2 separate regions of the Homo sapiens genome follow, and region 1 is linked to region 2. A link is a contact called in ENCODE Hi-C or POLR2A ChIA-PET data. All regions are on one chromosome and are shown on one strand. Each heading gives the region's core, a stretch centred on a gene start or an enhancer-like site at or near the end of the contact. The rest is flanking DNA. Distances are from core to core; before and after follow the strand shown. Region 1 overlaps ANKUB1 (ankyrin repeat and ubiquitin domain containing 1). Region 2 overlaps WWTR1 (WW domain containing transcription regulator 1).

The links. Hi-C counts contacts between places; a loop is a spot of excess contacts on that map. ChIA-PET counts read pairs that join two places held with the same protein, here RNA polymerase II (POLR2A). Pooled maps may share reads with other maps.
Region 1: a map with no recorded cell type shows a loop between it and region 2 (5-fold over the local background). The contact joins two enhancer-like sites. A Hi-C loop is called at or near these places in 1 of 37 single-sample maps with no recorded cell type and 1 of 50 pooled maps. POLR2A ChIA-PET finds 5 or more read pairs at or near these places in 2 of 52 experiments (A549 and activated CD4-positive, alpha-beta T cell).

Annotation. Positions count from the first base shown.
Region 1 is chr3:149,778,223-149,783,485 of GRCh38, reverse strand. It overlaps ANKUB1 (ankyrin repeat and ubiquitin domain containing 1), which reads left to right. Exons shown (of 6, transcript NM_001144960.3): 3 at 3,031-3,247. It also overlaps the pseudogene RNU6-507P. Among named protein-coding and RNA genes, the nearest start is that of ANKUB1, 12 kb to the left of the region's middle. Within about 2 kb of position 2,150, at least 3 of the 41 ENCODE cell types and tissues checked have a DNase peak (open chromatin) inside an H3K27ac peak, as active enhancers do.
Region 2 is chr3:149,609,369-149,615,515 of GRCh38, reverse strand. All of the region lies in intron 2 of WWTR1 (WW domain containing transcription regulator 1), which reads left to right. Among named protein-coding and RNA genes, the nearest start is that of WWTR1-IT1, 40 kb to the left of the region's middle. Within about 2 kb of position 4,860, at least 8 of the 41 ENCODE cell types and tissues checked have a DNase peak (open chromatin) inside an H3K27ac peak, as active enhancers do.

The sequences.
Region 1 (5,263 bases), core at 901-3,400, 170 kb before region 2:
TCATGAGATAGAACGTATTTGTTTTTATTGAAAAGTAAGATACTTTGTGTATATCTCTTGGGTTGGTTTGTTTGCATCTCAGTTTGTTTATAAAGGAAAAAGTCTAATTTTGTACATGTCCAACAATGATTTGTGTGTGGTATTATTATTTAATAGCGTCTGACTTCGTTGGTTGTGACTGACCAGCCTTCTGTGATTCAGAATACTTGGGGAGGAGTATCATATAGACAGAGAGGTAGAGATGCCTTCTCTTATGTGGATAAGGTGGATTAGCAAGTTGCTATTAATTGGCATCTACCTACTCCCTCGTCATACAACCAAATTAGAAAATATCGACAACTAATGTGCCTCACTAGAACTCAAAATGGGTTTTCCCATAAAAACAAGGTTTATACAAAGGTGAGTATGTAGAGTTAAAAAGTGCAATGAGAACTATTATCCAGATACATTATTGATTAAAAAGGCCTGGGATGTCATTCAACATTTATTATTTATTTATGTGATAAAAAGTTCCTGAGCGCTTAAAAAAAAAATGAACAGACTCAGTAGGTGTTAATTTTCTTGAGACTTAAGAACCTGGCTTCATTAATAATTAGTAATATTTTCTTCCTTGCACTTTTTATTTTCATCTAAAGATTGTCAGATCAGCTGGGCACAGAAGCTCACTCCTGTAATCCCAATACTTTGGGAGGCTGAGGTGGATGGATTGCTTGAGGCCAGGGGGTCCAGACCAGCCTGGACAACATAGCTAGGCCCTGTCTCTACAAATAAGAATTTAAAATGTAGCTGGGTTTGGTGGTGAGTGCCTGTACTTGGGAGGCTGAGGTGGGAGGATTGCTTGAGTCTAGGAGTTTGAGGTTACTGTGAGCTCTGATAGTGCCACTGTACTTCAGCCTGGGCAACAGAGTGAGACCCTATCTCAAAAAAATTGCCAGATATTTTGCAGTTCTCCCTTATTACTTGTTCCAGAGTCAGTTATATGTATACTAAGTTATACATGCTTATCTTTATAGATATAAGTATACGATTATTCATATTCTGAGAAGCTTCTTTTTAACTTATCTAACCTCACACACCTAGTTAACTTAAGAGTGACTTGAGAGCTGGGAATGGAGGAGAATTCTTTCCCCAGCTACTCAGGAGGTGGGAGACTGCTTGAGCCCAGAAGTTCAAGACCAGCCTGGGCAACATAGTGAGCCCTAGACTCTAAAAAAAAATTTTTTTTTTAAAGAGTGACTTGGGACTCTGTTATTTTGTTTGCATGTTATTCTATTTGGATTTATTTTGTCATTTGTTTGCATTTAATTTGTTATTTGCATTTAATTCTAAATATAAATTAGGAATTTTTAAAGAAATAAAAAAGAGCTATTACATAAAATATAATTTTTCTCTCTTTCCCACTATCTTTTTATTCAGTTTTCATAGGAATTTCTGCCTGCCCGTAAATATTATCTACATTAGCTTGAACAGATACTTCCCTTATGGAACCATAGGAAAGCACGGCGTGGCAAAAGTGAAAGAGTCAATCCTATGTCCTTTAAATTTGTATTGCATGTGTTTATGAGAAACTATCATGAAAAATTGTTCTAAGCACTTTAGGCTCAGTGGGCAGCTCAGCTTGCTGATCTGGCTTCATGCACAGCCACAGAGGGACTGAAACTGTTCCTAATCACTTCAGTCACTGAAATGGGCCCTAGATCAAAGTACTGCAGCCTTAAATTTCATCAGTAACATCACTCCTCAAAGGCTTTTTGAAAAAGGTCTGCATGTTGACCATATTACTGCAATGTGTTATGTGGGAGAGGAGCATTTAATTTATTATAAGTCTGCAGGACTGGGGGGGCCCTGGAGGAACCAGAGAGGGATTCTGATGGAAGAAATAGAGGAAGGAAACAAAGGAGGGGCAAGACAGCATTGACAGGTTGGAGCCCCCTGAAGAACCTGAAGGCCAGATACCAGGTTCTGAGAGAGTCCCGCATTCATGGGCATTCCGTGATGGTGCCATGCACTGACATCTGCCAACCCAACAACAGGCCGTTGCAGAAAAATATTATTGTCCTGAATCTGCTAAAGAGGAAGTAAAGTCAGTTTCATTTTTCATGAGAAAAGTGGAAATGATAATAATCTTTTCCTCCCCACTTGCTTCCCATTTTTCCTATTCGCTGTATTTTGAGTTTTGGTTTGGCTTGTTTAAACTGTTGTTAACAGAAGTATTAATATTTTCCTCAAACTTTCCATCTTAACTCTGCTTTGGATATCTCAATTCTACTTGCTTTCCTACTTAGATTACAAAATGAAAGAAACAAAAGAAACTTTTCTAAACCTATGTTTGGTATTTCCCTTTTTAAACAGTAAAAGTAGGCCAGGTGCAGTGGCTCGCGCCTGTAATCCCAACACTATGGGAGGCCAAGGTAGGAAGATCGCTTGAGCCCAGGAGTTTGAGACCAGCCTGGGCATCATAGTGAGACAAAAAAAAAAAAAAAAGGAAGACAGACAAGAAAGATAAATAATAAAAGTAAATATATTTGGCTTTTAAAAAAGTCAAACCATACGGACAATGAAAAGCACAAAATGATAAGCAAACACTCCCTCCCACTCTCAACTCAGTTCCACTTGCCAGGAATAACCTCTCAGAAAAAAAATAATAATAATTGACTGAAGATTTCAAATCCACAGTATTCCAAATTAAAGTACTGCACAACAGAGGAATGTTTTCTAAACTAACACCTCCATAAGCACAGGATGGATATAAATTATCAACACTCTTATGTATCTGGGTCTGTAGACTAAGAAGTCAAAGGGTCTCAAAGCCTTGCCAAGTCTTTTTCACTTCACTCAAACAGGGGGACCTGTTAATATCTCAGGACATAAGAGCTAGACTCAGACCAGAAGGCAGAGAACTCAACTGACTATTGCTTTCACATTAACACCCATGTCGTGGAGCTAGAGGTGCTCAAAGCTACCCTCTGAAATGCTTGGCCCTCATCTGAACCTCCAGACAATAAGTTCCCTCCTTTTCTTTCCCTTTAGGAAGAAGACAAGCCTACTCTATACGTGTTCAATGCTGTAACTCAAGACACAATGCCAGTAATGGAGAGCATTTCCCTTCTTGATAAAACAGTGTCTGATCTGAGAACACTGGTAACTCTGAGATGTGGCCTCCCCGTGAGTGTCTACTGTCTCCGAACCCCAAGGGGCCTGGAGATGTATGATTGCAACACCCTCAAGGACTACCAGACTGATATTGGTACTGCCCAGTATATTTGATATCAGCTACCATTTGGCACTAGGGTCCTTTGATACCAGATTTTGCAGCTTTTCAAGAGAAAATAGAAATCTAGATTTTCATATACAATCTGTTAACTTTATTTACATATTCACTTTAAAACAGTTAACACATTTACATAGTTTAAATATCAGAAGTGAAAAGGATGTGTAGTGGTAAGTTGCCCTCCCTCTCCTGGCCTTACAAGCACTTAGTTCCCTCCTCACAGGCAACCATTATTGTTTTGAAGATTTACAATCAAAACCATTTCCAAATTAAATCTGAACAAATGGAGGCATTATTTCTAAATGGAAACCTCTGTAAGTTCAGTATGGATATGAATTATCAACATTTCATTCTTGGGTCTGGGTCTACAGACTAAGAAATAAGGAGGGTCTCATAGCCCTGTCAAGTCTTGTTCTCAAAGCAGATTCATTAATATCCTCAGGGTGGAAGAGCAAAACTCAGGCCACTTCATCTCTTCTCTTTCAAAATGTACTTCAAGCATGTATAAATGCAAGTTCAAGTACATATTCTTTTTCCCGTTTTTAATGCAAGGTAGCATATGATACATGCTATTCTGAACCCTGCTTTGGGCAATTTCATCTTAAAATGTTGCTGATTATATTAAAATAATCTTTTTAACAATGTGACGCCAATGCTATACTGGCTGAAAATCTGCATTAGTGGAATAGTGTTTATCTGTTATAGAAATTACAACCTCTCTCTAAATACTATACCTTGGCTGGGCATAGTGACTAGTGATTCATACCTCTAATGCTAGCACTTTTGGAGGCCAAGAGAGGGGGGATCACTTGAGCTCAGTAGTTCAAGACCAGCCTAGGCAACATAGTGAGATGCTCATCTGTACAAAAAACAAAAAACAAAAACAATAGCAGGATGTGGTGGTGCCCAGCTGCTTGGGAGGCTGAGGTAGGAGGATCACTTGGGCCAAGAGGTTAAGGCTACAGTGAGCTATGATCACACCACTGCACTCCAGCCTGGGTGACAGCAAGACCCTGTCTCGAAAAAAAAAAAAAAAAATCTGTACTTCCAGGTCACGTCTGCAGTAGCCAAACATCAATAAGACAAACAAAAAAGGCTGTCAGATTTGTTTTAAGCATACTAAAAAATGATTTGACGATACAGAGATGATTAACATGGCCCCTACCTGACGATGACACACAAGTTCATGAAACATTTCACACTTTTTAAAAATGGTTAGAACCTTATAGAAATTACTTGAAGTAAATGAATCCTTGCTGACAATCAGCACAACCTTAGGTAACATTGTGTTGTAACATTGCAATGAAATTTGAGTTCTCCCAACATATACATAGGGCTTTGTAGGTATCCTTAGTTAAGTAGTTTTGCTTTATATAACTGCTAAATTTGCATTTATTGATACTTCTCCTGACTGTAGTATTTGCTTAGCATTATTCTTTCCTATTATTTTAAATTAAGGCTCTCAAAACTTTGACATAATTTTTTTCCTTGTTTTTGATCAGGGGAAGTGAAGTTCTACAATTTCTCCTCAGAGTACTTTGCTATAGTGCACATACCTGCTCTGCACGCTTGCTGGAGGCTGAACCCTGCCTAGAACATGATGGGGGCTCACATAAGGAAGGGCACACAGTGGCATTTGTCCCCAACTAACTGATAATTTAGTTATTTAATGAAGTACCAAAGGATGAAACAAAACTAGGAAAAACTCTGGTTGACTATTCTTCAGGCTTATACTGTTCAGATTATAATGTGACGTTTTAAGCTGGAAGATAATTTGAATTGACCCAACCCCAACTTTTACAGACTTGAAAAAAAGCAAATCATCTTAATGATTAAATGACTTGCTCAGCATGTGTCAAGGACAACATACCTACTCCTTAAAATGACCCTCTGGGAGTAGGAACTTTAGGAAATGAGGGTGTTCAGATATAAGGTTAAGGGTCTAAGCATGACCTGAGTAGGCTGTTTTGGCCACCATGAGGACACAGAGCA
Region 2 (6,147 bases), core at 3,611-6,110:
ATATCCATAAGAGAACAGTATGATAATTTCCCACGTACCTACCATCCCTCCACTTCAGCAATCGTCCACATTCTGCCATTCTTATTCATTGATCCCCTTCCTCTTTTAGAAATGTTTTAAATTTGTAATGGTTAACTGCTACCTAAATTATTTTAAAGCAAATTCTGGAGAGCATATAATTTTGTGTATAGAGAGTTTTTAAGAGTCTGATAAATCAGTGACCAAAGAAGAAATCCTTATAAAAAAATGGTTGAAACCAGTGTTTTGAATGCAATTTTCAGAGCTGAATTATAGGTATTTCTGCAACCAAATTAGGACATGTCTGCAAATCTTTAAGAGTGGCATTTTGAAAGTTCAGTATTGTTTATTTCATTTAAGGAGCATGCCACATGCTGGTCTGCACATAGATTAGCACTTAGGTGCATATGCAAAACACTTTTTTCTAATGGAAGATTTAAAACATACCTCAATACTAGTAGACTAGTATAATGTACCCCCCTGTAACCATCACCTAAGCTATCTTTTTTTTTTTGAGACAGAGTTTTGCTCTTGTCTCCCAGGCTGGAGTACAATGGCGCCATCTCAGCTCACTGTAAACTCCACCTCCCTGGTTCAAGTGATTCTCCTGCCTCAGCCTCCCGAGTAGCTGGGACTACAGGTGCATGCCACCATACCCGGCTAATTTTTGTATTATTAGTAGAGACAGGGTTTCACCATGTTGGCCAGGCTGGTCTCGAACTCCTGACCTCAAGTGATCCACTCACCTCGGCTTCCCAAAGTACTGGGATTACAGGCGTGAGCCACCATGCTCACCCTAAGCTATCGTTCTGATGTCTCCTTTTGAAAGATGTTCATATTGTTTGTAAGAGACTTCTTAGGTCAAAAGAGCCTTAATGATTTTGGAGGAAGATGTAGAATCAAACATTTATATTACACTACATGAAAAGAAATTCTTATTCATCAGTGCTATTGCCTTTGAAAAGTACAGTCAGTACTGCTTGATGTGGGTATGTTCTGAGAAGGGCATCATTAGATGTTTTCATCATTTTGTGAACATCATAGAAAGTATAGTCTACTACACATATAGGCTATATGCATAGCCTATTGCTCCTAAGCTACAAAAACTGTACAGTATGTTACTGTACTGAATACTGTAGGTATTCAATGGTACAGTGGTACAAATACAATGGTAAGTATTTGTGTATCTAAACATAGAGAAAGGTAATGTGTTGTGCCACGACATTTCCACAGCTACGATGTTGCCAGGCAGTAGGAGTTATTTAGCTCCATCATGATCTTATGGGCCCACTGTTGAATGTACCATCTGTTGTTGACCCAAAAGTCATGCTGCACATGACTGTGTGTCAGTAATAGCTCTCAGAGGAACTGATTTTCCCAGATGAAATATAAGTAAAATCTGATGTTTGAAAGCAGTTCAAGCAAGACCCCTCAAAAGACATTTAAGCAAGAACACATTTGGAAGCCAGTACTGAAGTGTTAGTAATGGATAGGGAAGTTATGTATTTTCTCTTCTTTCTTTTTTCCATTCATCTTTCTCTCTCTCTCATTTTTGTTTATCTGCATTTTACAATTTTTTTTTTCACCGTGAGTGTGGATTTTCTTTCACCATGAACATGGATTATTTGATTGTTGAAAAATAACAAAAGCCCAGCTGGGTGTAGTGGCTCACACCACTAATACCAGCACTTTGAAAGGTGGAGGCAGGCAGGTCGCTTGAGTCCAAGATTTCGAGACCAGCCTGGGCAACAGTGAGACCTCATTTCTACAAAAAATTAAAAAATTAGCTGGGTATGGTGGTATGTGCCTGTAGTTTCAACTATTTGGGAGGCTGAGGTGGGAGGATCACTTGAACTCAGGGAGGGTCGAGGCTGCAGTGAGCCAAGATTGTGCCAGTGCACTCCACCCTGGGCAACAGAGTGAGACCCTGCCAAAAATAAAAATAAAAAAGTAACAAAAGAATATAAGTTAGTAAATCAAAGAAGAGATGCCGGGAGTGGAGATTGGCTGTATTGAGATGAGTATGTCAGGGGCAGATAGATAATGTTTCTGAACCAGCAAGCTTTTACCCTTCATCTTGCTGCTTGTCTTTAACCCTTTCCTTGGTCCCTGGGTCTTGCCTCTGCATTCTCATTACTGATGGTAGGGAGTGGTACTCATCTTCATGACATAATCTCATTAGGCCAAGAGAGAGGATAATTGGCCATAGTTCCTAGGCCAGTCCCCTAAGCTGTGTTAGGCTTTCATATATGATTCTGTCTGGTCCTGTGCCTTTACATTTCCTGGTCTTGCCTTCTGAGACTGCCCAGGTTTTAAGAGGTGGGTGTTGGGAAAGGCTAGGAGATGGTGGATGCTGGAAGACAAAACACTAGCAGAGTGTAGTCTCTCCCCTTATGATCCTGAAAGTATAAAAAGCCATCTCTGCTCTGCTGCCAGCCTACCCACCTGCACTTTGGAAGAAGAGCTGTTGGATATTTCAGAATGGTTTTCAGACTGGCATTGGAACCGTGTTCTAAAGTTAACGATGATGGAAATAATTTAGTTGTAGAGGACTCTAGACAGGCTTGTGTAAAGCAAGCAGGTAAAGGAATAAAACATTAAAAATTGTGTAGGAAGAGATGTTTTGAGGTATCAGTGTAGGTGGATTGTGAGTGGAGTGACATGGGGAGGGAGTTAAGAGGAGACGATGTTCATGGTTAAAGAAACCATTTATACAGACGTGACGAGTGCAGGAATTCTGATCTCTCATATGACAAATGCTGAGAATAACTCCTATTTTCCATGCTAATTGCTAATTTACTCATCACATTGAATATCCTGCTGGTGGAAAAATTCAGTGTTGCAGCCTCATATCCTCCTGCATAGGAAGTACTCAGTGACCCAAGATGTTAGAGTCTCTTTTATGGCACTTCCCTGAAAAGAAAATATTATTACTTAATTGGCAGGCAACAGGGGCTTTTAAGGGACTCATCCGAACACCACCTGTTTACTTACAAGTACAAAGGACAGGAAAATTAATTACAAATGATACCTTTCTCTTAAGGGTTCTAGGTTTCCAGTGCAAAATAATGATGATCCAACTGCCAAAGTATATACTGGTAGGTGGAGTTTTTTTTTTTTTCTTTTCCCCTCCTATAATGGATTAAGTTAATCTGTGAGAACGTTTACCCAATGCCCATTGTAACAAAATTATGTGAATTGACCAGATTTCATTAAGTATAAAATGAATGTACCTCGAACTTGGTCTTTGATGTGGATTTTGAGCTACTATCAGGCCACAGTTCAGGTATAGCAAGGATATGCCCCAAAAAAGCATTCCTGTTTGATTATTTGGTGTTTGATTATCAGAATTTCTGGTCTAGAATACAGTCCAGGTGGTAACCTTTCCAATATGAGTGTCTTCCTAAGGTGGGTCATGAGATGGGTTGGAGAATCCAGGGTTCTAAGCCAGTCTCTTGCCCCTGACGCCATATGGGACATGAGGTGAGTTGCCCAGTTTTTATCATTTGTCAAGTAGGAATAGTAATGTCTGATGTGATTGAGGATTAAATGTAAGTCTAGGCAATAATGTAAATAGAAGTGTTTTTGAAATTAAACTGACATGCAAACTTTTGATTGATCACAGTAATCAATCAGTGAACAAACATATTTGTGAGCTATGGAATTAGCCATAAATGTGAAGGAAGCTAGAGAAAAGGGGAATGACATTTCCAGTAAGCTAGCAAACACTCTGGAGCTATGTTATTAACTGTTAAACCATGTAGTCTGGGTAGGTATCATTAGCCACTTTGCCACAACTCCCCACCTCATATCCTGTACCCCATTCAAATTCAGTCCTTTCATTGCTCAGACTCATCTCGCCTTGGCCATTCTGCCCCTCACAATATGATTTTCCCATTTCTGCCTTTTGAAACGTTGAGTAATCAAAACTTAGATCAAATGTCAGTTCTTTCATATAGTCTTCTCTGATTACTCCAGTTGGATTGATCCCTCTCTGGCCTATGTCAGGGATAGGCAAACTTTCTGAAAGAGTCCAGATTGTTTTTTGGCTTTGCCAGACACATGGTCTCTGTTGCTTCCACTCAACTGTGCCATTGTAATGTGAAAGCATCTGTAGACAATACATAGATAAGTGAGTGTGGCCATATTCCAATAAAACTTTATTCACAGAAACAAGCTGCCAGCTAGACTTGGCCTGCAGGCTGTAGTTAGCTGACCCCTGGCATGGGTCATTGTCTTGCTACGCAGCTTTCTTGGTTCTGCGTACATTTTGCCTTAACCTGCATGTTAGTGGCCTTCTTTTTAAAAAAAAAGTTTTTAAAAACTTTTACTATTATTCTTATTTTTAAAGATGAGGTCTTGCTGTCACCCAGGCTGGAGCAGTGGTGCAATCATAGCTTACTGCAGCCTTGAATTCCTGGGGTCAATCTATCTTCCCACCTCAGCCTCCTGAGTAGCTGGGATCACAGGCATATGAACCACCATGCCCAGCTAATTTAAAAAAAATTTTTTTTTTTTGTACAGATGGGGTCTTGGTTCACTGCCCAAGCTGGTCTCAAACTCCTGACTTCAAGCGATCCTCCCACCTTGGCCTCCCAAAGTGTTGGGATTACAGGTGTGAGCCACTGTGCCTGGACAGTAAGGCTTCTTATGAACAGCAGTGTCCAGGCTGTTTTCTTCTTTTGAGTCCCCCGGATGTTGTATAAATAGGAGAGTGTTCAGTTGATGTTTGACAAATGAGTGAACAGTGAATGAATGGTGGCTGCTTTCAGAAGTTGGCAACCCTGCTGTCCTTCTGGATGGCTGAGCTCTTCCAGCCTTCTGGCGTCCTGCCTCCTTTCCCTGGCCTGCCCTGCTAGAAAGAGAGGAGAGAAGGCATCTTTTCTCTGTCTTCCTCAGCCACCCTTCCACTTCTTTGAGCAACTACTATTTACAACTCAAAGAATTCTTTATTTATACTGTGTGAGAGACTGTTTACCCGTGTTGAACTAACATTAGGTTTCTTTAAATCTGCTATTAAAACGAAGAGTGGCCATTTGTAACTTTAGGAGCATAAGAGCTGGGTTCATGATGTAAGTGAACAGAGACACCCTTAAAGTTATTTCCCAAGGCCCTGGGAATGCGATTTTCTTAGTTTATTTGTTACAAGGGAGTGTTTTGTACATTGGTAGAGGAAAATACTATGAAACAAAATCAAACAAAAACATCATTACATTTTAAAATCATTTTGCAACACTGAGCAGGTATGAATTTGGTACTTTGCTTGTAATTGGAAAACTGGAAAGTTGAAAATTTAAGTATGGATATTATGATTTTCAATTTTTAGAAGATGTATAGTATATAATGGCAGTTTGCATTTGATGTTAGAAAGAATAGCATCTCAAGGGAAAACAAAAATGCTTTCCGTTCCAGAAAATGTTAAACATTCCTTTTTTTCTTAGGATAAACTCACTACTAGCTACTTTTCTTCTGCCTGAGCCCTTCATTGTAAAAGTGAATTAATGTTGTCCTCTGAATTCTGTTGGGGAAAATGACACAGAACCCCTGTGAATGAAGAATTGCTTTTAATTTCACTGGACGTGAGGCAGAGGAGGACCTTGGAAAAGGAAGGTTATTATTTCCTCTGTGGAAACGTTTATCTTCGTTTTCTGGGTGACTGGTAAAAACAATAGTTTGCTGTGGAGTTTCAGTAATCAAAGAAGAGGAAATAGCATGTGAGTGACTGCAAGTTGGTGGGGACAACCCTGGCTCTTTTGAAGGTGAAACTTACTAAAGCCACATTAGCTATCTCCTAGTGCAAAGGTCGAGAAACATTTTCTGTAAAGGGCTAGAGGTAAATAGTTTAGACTTCATGGGCCATAAAGTCCCTGTTGTAAATTTTCAGCTCTGCTGTTGTGGTATGAGAGCAGCCATAGACAGTTTTAGAAACAAATGAGAGTAGCTGTGTTCCAATACAACTGTATTTATGGACACAAAAATTTGAATTTTCATATGTCACAAAATAGTATTATTTTAATTTGTTACAATTATTTAAAAATGTAAAAACCATTCTTAGATTCCCTGTTGTACAAAAACAGGTAGTGGGTAGGATTTGGGTGCAGGGCATAGTTTGCTGACCCTATCCTGGTG